2 separate regions of the Homo sapiens genome follow, and region 1 is linked to region 2. Evidence: read pairs that join two places in POLR2A ChIA-PET (ENCODE). Cell type or tissue: GM12878. All regions are shown on one strand. Each heading gives the region's core, and the rest is flanking DNA. Links, peaks and the distances in the headings are about the cores only.

The links. Peaks named below come from ENCODE experiments on the same cell type or tissue, not always from the same donor. Only the 100,000 strongest peaks of a DNase experiment are listed, where the experiment ranks them.
Region 1: POLR2A ChIA-PET joins it to region 2 with 11 read pairs; 4 of 35 experiments call an interaction of 5 or more read pairs at or near these places.

Annotation. Positions count from the first base shown.
Region 1 is chr5:75,666,026-75,671,413 of GRCh38, forward strand. ANKDD1B (ankyrin repeat and death domain containing 1B) reads left to right here. Exons shown (of 14, transcript NM_001276713.2): 12 at 767-968; 13 at 3,227-3,358; 14 at 4,954-5,388. The coding sequence ends at 5,015. Among named protein-coding and RNA genes, the nearest start is that of POC5, 49 kb to the right of the region's middle. RefSeq lists an enhancer at 954-1,455. In GM12878, for the core only: a CTCF peak has its summit at 1,747 (motif pointing left); a DNase peak (open chromatin) is centred at 3,166; H3K4me3 peaks cover 1,074 bases; H3K27ac peaks cover 1,498 bases.
Region 2 is chr5:75,572,833-75,578,220 of GRCh38, forward strand. It overlaps POLK (DNA polymerase kappa), which reads left to right. Exons shown (of 15, transcript NM_016218.6): 5 at 906-1,037; 6 at 3,948-4,101. Among named protein-coding and RNA genes, the nearest start is that of ANKDD1B, 36 kb to the right of the region's middle. In GM12878, for the core only: no CTCF peak of the experiment used is centred there; a DNase peak (open chromatin) is centred at 2,789; H3K4me3 peaks cover 1,108 bases; H3K27ac peaks cover 2,264 bases.

The DNA.
Region 1 (5,388 bases), core at 328-5,327, 93 kb after region 2:
GCCTAGTGGCATAAGCACAGCATGCAGTTCTAGGAAGCAGTGATGCCTGCTTTCACTCAGTGATTTTCTCCGGTGTTTGTGGTTTGATTCTGCAGGACTCTGGTGGATTCTGCAGAAGGGACAAAAGGAACCTTTCAACAGTCAGAAAACAAGATGCCAATCTAGGCATAGTGCTGTTGGTCTGAGCCTGGCTATAGTGACTTTAAATGATGTCCACTCCTGTCCTCTCCACTCCCTTAGTCACCTCTTCCCCAAGCCCCAGCCTGAGCTAGGCTCCTAGTTTACTCTCCTTATGCTCACCAGAGAGCAGGATGAATGAGGGACCAGCTGTGGGGTCTTATTAAGGATACAGCCAATCTGGGCTCACCGAAGCTTCAATATGAGAACATCAAATACCCAAAAGAAGAAATGGGGGTATGGGTTCAAACAAAGGCCATTAAAGATGGTTTTGTTGTTGTGACACATCCTTTGCCAAGACAGCCTCTCTGTTCTCATTCTCTGTTCTAAGCAGCATGGGACACAATAGGCAAAATCCCTCACATTTCCTGTGTCAGACAGACGGTACCCAAGCTTTTAATTTCAAGCATTTATTTCCATTTTGGATGGCAAAAAAAAAAAATATATATATGATCCAGTGACAGGAGGCATTGAAAACATAGTCTCGGTTACCACCTTACTAGTTATGTTTGAAAAACATATATACTCTGAAATAAGGTAATAAGTAGAACATGTCTGAAATCTTCTGATACAATTATTTTCACTTTAGGAGCATCATGAGAGCATCAGGGACCCGTCAACAGGCTTTACTCTGACATTCAAGCAAGATCACAGTCTGGAGACCAGACACATTCGCACGCTTCTCTGGGACCTGGCTTACCATCAGCTGAAGGCCAATGAGTGGCAGAGGCTGGCCCGTTCGTGGAACTTTACAGATGACCAGATTAGAGCCATTGAGGAGCAGTGGTCGGGTGAGTACAGACTAGATGATGTGGGCAGGAGGAATTCACTGTTAGGAACAGCAGTGCCTCCTGGTGTGAGGTCTTCCAAGGAAGTGTGTGGCACTCACAATAAGCTGCAGTCTTCAAGGGGCCCAGGAATAGGGGCAGTTAGCTTAGGTCCACACCAGTGATTTGGGCATTAAGATTTGCAGAAAGTGAACACTCATGGTCTGCAGTAAACCGAAGTTTGTAAAGGATGATTATGTGTATTGACCCATATCAGACATGTGCATTTAGCCTAGAGAGACAGTAAGATTCCCAACTGGACGGTCACTAAGGAAGCAAGCAAGGATTTAACAGTTGGTGTGTCAGTGGGAAGCCAATCTGATTTCTATGTTCCTTGAGACTGTCCTGGGGTGAATGGGTTCATTCTGTAATCAATAGGCTCGCTGTTTAAGTCTGCGCTCCAGAAAGAGGAATTCCTTAAAGCAGGTGGGTGTAGGAGAAAGGGTTGTTGTAGGACACTGCCTTAGGGGAGACTTGGCTGTGCCATGAGCGACACGGCAAATACAGACTCAGAGGGCTTTCTTGGCTAGATGATTCCAAGCAATGGAATCATTTCAGCTGGACTCAAACTGTCATAATTAGTGAAGTCAGGTCAGCTAGATTCCTTAATTTTGTTTTTTGTGGTTAGACGAAAACCTAGGAAACATAGAAAGTTTACTTGGCATTAATCAACTAATTAGCTTTGAAAACAATGAAGCAAACATGTTTCTTGGCAAAGTTTTCTATTCAGAGCACTGCCCTCTCATGGACATCCTAAGACGAGAAGGTGTCCTTGCTCAGGGGTCTATTTGTATTAGGGATTGCTGGGAACTGGGGATGGCAGAAGCACAGTCCATGAGCACACACTATTTATACCACATACAAGTAAATTATGAGACTTTGTATTGCACATTCTTAGGATACATTTTCATGTGAAAAATAGAAGATAATGTATTGAAAACATTGAATACTAACTAGTTTCTAACTAGAAAAATTTTTTTATTGTTAAGATTTCTTTTTTGTCATTAATTAGGCTTATAGTGTTCTGTGAAGTCTTTAGGAAAATTGAGTTGCCTCCTGGAACTCTAACTTGACCTAAAGAGATGACTTGAAAATATAGTGTATCTTCAGAGTACTTGCCAGCAGGATAAGGGGGATTTTAAAGTGTTTCGATGGAACCTTTATGGAGGGCCTGGAGTGTTTATTTCTGCTGGATGAGGGATAGATACATCAGCTCTCTAAGCCATGCATGTTTGATGGAGTTTATAATCTAGTTGGCACAATAACAATGACACTTGCAATTCAATTATATTGTGATCCAGGGTAAGGTTACTGGCACTGGGGAGTTTGTGGGCTTTTGATCAAAGGAGTGACAGACTCATGATGGTATTTAAGAAAAATTAGTTTGTCAAGAGCAAGATTAGGAAAGGAACAGAGGACTTGTCCAGGAGTACATTCTGTAAGTATGCAGTTCCCTCTCCCTGAAATGCCCGCTTCTCCATATCAGTCTGTCCAGTGAACTTCTCCCTCACCCCTGCAGAGCTCAGGCCCTTCCCTTGCACAGCATGTCTGCTCCTGCACACTCTCTCTCAGAGCAAGGAGCCTGTAGTGAAGTCCTGTTGGGAACCACAGAGGCTTTGTGGCTCCCTATCCCGGTACTTCCCCCAACACCTCTCTAGGCTGAGATATGCAGTGAGTATTTATCAAATGAATAATCCTGGCCCAGGGATGCAAACTTCCCTCAGAGTAGCTTCCTTGAGACTGGAGTGGCAGAATGAATGGTGCATGCTTGCTGCTCAGAGTGGGGAATATGGAGCAGCAGTGGCAGCAGCACCCGGGAGTTTGTTAGATGCATGGATTCTTACCCCAGACCTACTGAATCCAAACTTGCATTTTAGTAAGATACCCAGGTGAAATAAGCACTGTGAGTTTGAAGAGCACTGGTCTATGAGAAGTTGCATATTTCATTAAAATTGTTCCCCCTGGGCAGGCACCACAGCTGTCCTCTCTCTTGTACACTCCTTTGGGTGTGTGCCAAGCATAGCAGGTGCATAGCACAGGCTGGAGGGAAAGCAAATGCTGGTCATCATAAAGCAGCACAGCGAGGGCAACTGGAAGGGCTTTTTTCGAAGAGGAACAGGCAAGCAAACAGTCATTCAGAAAGTTTAGTTGGAACTGAGATCACAATGGAAAGAGATAGCAGCTCGTGGTGTTTTACCTCGGACCTCTTGTGCTTGGCACAGGAAATGAAAGCTTCCGTGAACATGGCCACAGGGCTCTGCTTATCTGGCTACACGGGACCCTGATGACTCAGGGTGACCCGGCCAAGCAACTGTATGAAGAGCTGGTACACGCAGGTTTCCCAAAACTAGCTGGTAAGTGACAGTTTCAACAACAGAAATTCTTTCTCCCTTAAAATTTCAGGAAGCAGTCTACAGAAATATCATCCTGACCAGCTACAGCCCCAGCGTGGTGTTAGCTGTGGCTCACACGGAGTATGGAACTATGGAAGGGGCTTGTAAGCTGTCAGCAGCTTCTCCTTTGGGGAATGACCCAGTCAATACTGGTTACTCATTAGCCTGGCAGTTCTGTGTCATCCCCCTACTCAGCATTTGAAAAAGTGTGGGAGTGTTTTTGTTTATGTGTATGTGTGGTGGGGGCAGGTGGGGTGGGGCAGAAGTGCTAAACTATCCCATACAGTTATAGGATTGTTCTCCACGACTAAGAGTTGTCTTGCTCAAAATGCCATTTTACCCCTGTTGATAAACTGCAGGTTAGTGTATTTGAAAATGTTATCTCTAGGTAGAACAAAAAGAGCAGACAGGCTATTACTTTGCCACCTGAGGTTATTGCTAAAAATCAGTCTGCCAAAATCACTGACCATATTGTCAGGAAAGATCCTTTAAAAACTTATCAATAAATTAGGCGGTGTTGTAGCTCTCATGTAATAACAAGCATTCAAGCAAAATACAGGAACATCTGCCATTATTTTCACTGAAGCAGTTTTACCTGGAGCAAGAAGATAAATGAGTGAACACCGACTGATCCAATAGTTTCCAGCAGTAGTAGGTACAAGGAACAATGTGTGGATACTTACCTTCCATCACATGATCTCATAATATTGGAGTTTTTCCCTCAACTTTTACCCTGTTCCCATTGGCCCCGAGAATACTCACCAGTGGTGCTTGCAGCATTTACCCTGAAAAAACTTTGCCATGAATTATCTTGTTTTTATTATTATTTTTGGATCACTCTAGTATATTGACTTTGGAAACAAAAGATATCATTCTACTTATAGCATTCTGGTTTTACTAGTGGTATTTCCATTTACAAAATATGGAAATTCTTGATCATTGAAAATGTCAAGTCCTAGAAAATGTAGCATTCCTATATGTGATGTTAACATCGTTCTCAAACAATTGTTGGCCAAAGATTCATTCCATGAATCCAATTTTTCAGAAATTGATGATTCGGATGATTCAGACTATTCTGATGTTAGTTCTGTTTAGAAATAACTCCAAGAAGTTTGTATATTTGTTTTTCACAATGAAAATCAGATTTGCTTCAGCCTCAAAGAGCGTATTTATGTAAAATTGAAGAAGTGCTGGCAGTGAGCTGCACTTTTTTTTCTAAATGGGAAAAGGGTTAAATGTATTCTTCCTATGAAAGAGGTTCCATAAGAACTCTTAGAGAAGATGAAGATGCAGTCCACTGAACTGGCTAAGGGTATGTGTTCTGACGCAAGGCTGTGTGAGCTCACTCTTGAACTCCAAAGCTGACTGACTGGTTGTAAACCTCGAGCAAGTTCTATGACCTTCCTGTGACAACCTTCTCATTTATTAACTAGGAAAGAAAATAAAAATGTTTACTTCAAAGGGCTGTTGTGGGATTTAATGAATAATAGTGCCTGGTAGACAATCAGTGCTTTAAAAATTTTAGGTATTCATAAATGTTATCTTATTTTTTCCAGAAAAGACTCGTCATTTCAAAAGCAAAACTGACTCAAACTCCAAGAAATGTGTAGTTTCATAAATGCCTAAAGAAATTGTATTTACATGATTTTCCACTCAGCATTCAGTTCTTTTAATGCCATAAATTTCTTCTAGCAGTAGCACTGATTTTCAACTATGATGATGGTGGTGACAGGGAACTCTAACAGATGAAAGAAGAGTAATACCATGATACTTTTCAACCACTAAAAAGTCAAATATAGTTTTTTTTGCTGAGGGCAAGTTGTATGTGATTTTCCCATTTCTATCAATCATTTGATGTAATCCATGTAATAAGATAATCTAGGACGGTTTTGTATGTCATGTTTTTTTAAAAAACTCATGGGAGCAGCATCATGGTACAGTAAAAAAACAAGGGTTTTTATAATAGACAAATATGGTTTTGAACTTGGTTT
Region 2 (5,388 bases), core at 276-5,275:
GAATGGCGATCATTAAAAAGTCAGGAAACAACAGGTGCTGGAGAGGATGTGGAGAAATAGGAACACTTTTACACTGTTGGTAGGACTGTAAACTAGTTCAACCATTGTGGAAGTTAGTGTGGCGATTCCTCAGGGATCTAGAACTAGAAACACCATTTGACCCAGCCATCCCATTACTGGGTATATACCCAAAGGATTATAAATCATGCTGCTGTAAAGACACATGCACACATATGTTTATTGCGGCACTATTCACAATAGCAAAGACTTGGAACCAACCCAAATGTCCAACAATGATAGACTGGATTAAGAAAATGTGGCACATATACACCATGGAATACTATGCAGCCATAAAAAATGATGAGTTCATGTCCTTTTTAGGGACATGGATGAAGCTGGAAACCATCGTTCTCAGCAAACTATTGCAAGGACAAAAAACCAAACACCACATGTTCTCACTCATAGATGAGAATTGAACAACGAGAACACGTGGACACAGGAAGGGGAATATCACACTCTGGGGATTGTTGTGTGGTGGGGGGAAGGGGGAGGGATAGCATTAGGAGATATACCTAATATTAAATGACGAGTTAATGGGTGCAGCACACCAACATGGCACATGTATACATATGTAACTAACTTGCACGTTGTGCACATGTACCTTAAAACTTAAAGTATAATTAAAAAAATATATGATAGAATGATGACCTTGAGTCATTAATAAAAAACAATGCTTAATACATTCTATTTTTGGAAAACAACAAAAACAAAAACAAAAAACTGGCCTATAAATGAAATGTCCTTGAATTGAAAATGCACATATTAATGTGTTTCTTATGAATGCATTGATCAATATGTCCATTTAGGTTTGTGTATTTTTTTCCATGTGGTCAATTTTCTTTCAGTCTACTTCAAATTACCATGCAAGGAGATTTGGTGTTCGTGCAGCCATGCCAGGATTTATTGCTAAGAGGCTGTGCCCACAACTTATAATAGTGCCCCCCAACTTTGACAAATACCGAGCTGTGAGTAAAGAGGTAAGTTAATGTCTCACCCCTACTTTAGGCTTTCACTGAGTTCCTGTCACCTACAGAATCTCAAGTCCAAGTGCCTTAGCACGTAGGATTTGGTCTTAGCTTATCCTTTCAGTTGAGCCTCCTATCACTTCTTCAGCTTGTATATTGAATACTGAGCTGCATATAGCATCCAGAATACATCATTCTTTTTCCCAATTCTTTGCCTTTCCATGCAGTTTTCATTTGCTTAGAAAACTTCCCATTTCCTCAAACTTTGAACTGCCTTAATGATAATATAAAATTAAATTTAGCTATTTTTTCTTAATGTACAATATACATTTTTTCTAGAACCACATTTTATTTATAACTTACAGAATCTACTCATCATTAATTTCAACCTATTGTCTGAATAATTACTTATTAATGTTGTTAAACAGTGACAAAATTCATGTATTTTGATTAGCCTACTTTACTTGCCCCATAATCATTTGCTGTCTAAGAGACTGATAATTGAAAAGGGAGTAATCCATTGCTTCAAAAAGGATCTTTGAAGTAGATTTGATTATTTACTAAAATTGCCAAACTGTCATATGTGAAAACCGCCATTTTTTCTATTTTTTATGACAACTGGTCTATCATGCAGTGCTGGAATTTAATTTTTGAATTAAAATTTTAGACTACTACATCAAATACTTTTAGACTGCTATAGTAAAATGTGTTTAAGACTGCTGCCTGAATGGAAACACTTAAAAAAACTGTGACCTAATACTTATTACTCTTTAGTTATACCAGGGGTCTTTAAATTCACCCCTCTTATTTGTATTCCACCTCATTTTCCCTAGAAGTGACACTATTCCAAGTTTAAACACAGGTTTGTTTGTTTTTTTTCTGTCCAAGGCAGTCTGTGACAGCAAGTGCTTTTTGCATACCTCTGAAAAGGTGGTGGAGGAGAGGGGAGCACACTTACATTTGGTTACTGCTTATCTCTTTCATTGTATTCCTAATTAAAAAGAGATAAAATACTAATCATAAATATAGCCTTTTAAGAAGTTTTAAAAATCCTACAAAAGTTTAGTAAGAAAAGGTATTTTTTAAAGTCGTACTTTAACTCAGCAAAACTTCTGGCAGTATGCCAGTGAAAACCAAAGTGTTTTTAGTTATTTTAGTCTGGTTATTTATGTAAGTCAGAGAACTCTTCAAATTTGAGCCGGATCTAGCTAGTTTATATGCAGATAACAAATGAGTTCTTCTGTGTAAATGAACTGTAGAACAAATTCATCACTGCCTATGGATACATAAATATTCATGACTTGGTTAGAAAATTTAAGAAAAAGCCCTCCCGTTTTTTTTGACACAGGGTCTCACCCCATAGCCCAGGCTGGAGTGCCGTGACTCGATCATACCTCACTATAACCTTAAACTCTTGAGTTAAGCAATCCTCTGGCCTCAGCCTCCTGAGTAGCTAGATTGACAGGCATGCATCACCACACCCACCTAATTTTAAAATTTTTTTGCAGAGATAGGGTTTTCCTATGTTGCTCAGGCTAGGCTTAAACTCCTGGCCTCAAAAAATTATCCTGCCCAGGCCTCCCAAAGTGCTGGGATTACAGGCATGAGCCATCATGCCCAGTTAGCCATTTTTGTTTTATCCAAAATATTGGAGCTTTAAGTGCTTGATTTTTACTGGAACGTCTCTTTTAATTCTTACAGCAATATCCTATGTAAAGGAAGTTAATAAATACTCAACAGTGTCTCTAGGGAGTACTTCTCATTCAGAATCTTAGTTGGCTGCCAGTTACAGACTTCACAGAGTTTCATTTTCATTGGAAAGATTCTATTTGAGCACATTATAACAAGAACAAAGCTAATTAAGGCACTCTCTGAGTAAAACTTGGCCAAGTTTATATCACCATTTTCTAAAATTCCCTTTGACTCAGCTGTTCATAATTATATTAAGCTAAAAACCTTTGTTTTTATAAAAGAAGAAACAGTTTTCTCATGATACAGTAGACAGTTTTAAAAGCTAAATGGAAGCTTAACGTAATTCAGCAAATATGTTTTCTAATATAAATTTTTTTTGAGGCAGGGTCTCACTCTGTCACCCAAGCTGGAAAATATGCATATTATTTTGACAACCATTGCCTCTAATTATAGCTAATACTTAAGTGGTTAGAAAAAAAAGTCATAGTTTTATGTAGTAACACTATGTTATATAAAAGGCATTTCTGAATTAAAAGCCACTATAATTCTAATCTTTATATGTATTTCTTTTATCCTAAGATGTTACTCCAGACTTTTCCCCATCATTTAAGGTAATCATGGAGTACACTATAGATTGTCATTTTTTTCCATTCCAGATCTTAATAAGTAATAGGAAATAGAAAACATTCCTTTTCCTGTATGGATTAATGCATTAATTAATGTTAAGTGGACTTTTATGTGCATGTTATAATTAATTGGAATATTTTCTAAAGCAACATAGTACCTTTATATAAGATTATTCCTTTTTAAAATGAACCAAAAACAATAAATCACAAAAGGCAGGAGGGAATAGAATCCTATCATTCCCACTTCAGCTTCTGACGAGCTACCTAAAACCTTAACCATTTTTTTGTATGGGCCTACCAGATAATGTTTTCTGAGATTTATTTGAATTGCTTATTATAACTAGATATAGGTAGCTAAATAGAGATTGTATCAAATGAAGCTATTTTATGGTCTTCTGCCTTCATGGTCTATTTTAATACAAAAGGAAATTTTGAAAATATTCCCTGGTAGTGGATTATTTATTCCTTAAATCCATGAACTATTGACTGCAGGATTGTTACTGTAGTTGCAAACTAAGAATATTAACATTTCTTATCAGCTACATATGACAGAAGAAGTTTGCTATCACAGCAAAATTTAAACTTTTTTTTGTTTCCTTTGAAGGTTAAGGAAATACTTGCTGATTATGATCCCAATTTTATGGCCATGAGTCTTGATGAAGCCTACTTGAATATAACAAAGCACTTAGAAGAAAGACAAAATTGGCCTGAGGATAAAAGAAGGTATTTCATCAAAATGGGAAGCTCTGTAGAAAATGGTAAGCAACTTATTAAGACTATCAAACCAAGAAGCAGTGAAAAAAAAAAACCCACAACTCTTTGAATTAATCCAATTAATTTATTAGCCTGCATAGGTAGAAGGGATAGATATGTACCTTTATAAAAATGTAAAATCAGAAAATTTTAAAAATACCAGTGGGTTTTCTGAGTTAAACATGTGGAATATCACATATAAACAAAATGTGATTGTTAAATCTCTGAGCTTAAGAGTCTGCAGAGTCCCTGAACAAAGTAATTTTATAGCAGTTATTTTCCTAAGGTCTAACTAACAAAGAGTTTGGATGGCATTGAAGCTGAGGAAGTTGTCTGTTTAAAGCGGCCTTTTCTTGTTGTTAGAAAAGACTAGCCTCAAACATATCAAAACATTGGATGATTCTATTTTTCTTCATTTTCCTAATTTTCTATAATCTAATTATTATAGCAATTATGACTGTTTTTAGCTCTGCCAAAATTAATGACTTCCCACTCCCTTCTTTGCCTTAGACTTTATAATTTCAAGACTCCAGGGTTTTTTTAAAAAAATAATCCCTTTATGACCTATCCAAAAGCAATGCCAAGAAACATGCAGATATTACACATACTGCTTTCAACATTTTGTCAAAGGTATGATTATGTCTGAGATGTCCTGGACCCCTGAACAAAGTTCACCTGGATGAAAAAGTGACACAGAAGGGTTTGCTCACAACCCACAGGAACATTTCATGTGCACCACTCATTGCTTCAGACGGGCCAGGCAGTGCTGGGGAGACCTGTTTGTAACTTTCCCTGAAGCAAAAATGGTAGATCCACAATGACATTAATCTAACTCTCTCACATTATTTGTGACTCACATCATTTGATGCAAGTTTAATATGGGCATCAAATACAACTTCATTACCTTATTTAAAGTGCTAAGGGATAGCTCTCTCTTTTTTTTTATAGGAGCATTAAACAATAATCATCATTTCTCGACACAGGCACAGAGCAAAAGGTTTTCCTTATTTGGTGTAACTTTATTGTTTGAGGATGTGGAACATAAAGCCTGATGTCACTTTGTATAAAATCTTACTTTATTAATTCCTTACTTTCACAAGAGAATGGGGGAAAATCATTAAATAATTATGTCAAAGCATCCCCTGAGGGCCTCCCATAACAATTACTTGCATGATGTGTTTTAAAAGCTTTACATTGGGATTAAAGTAAATGTTTTCATTTTCTACTAATTTTTTTCTTTTTTTTGAGATAGGGTCTCACTGTGTTGCCCAGGCTGGAGTGCAGTGGTGCAG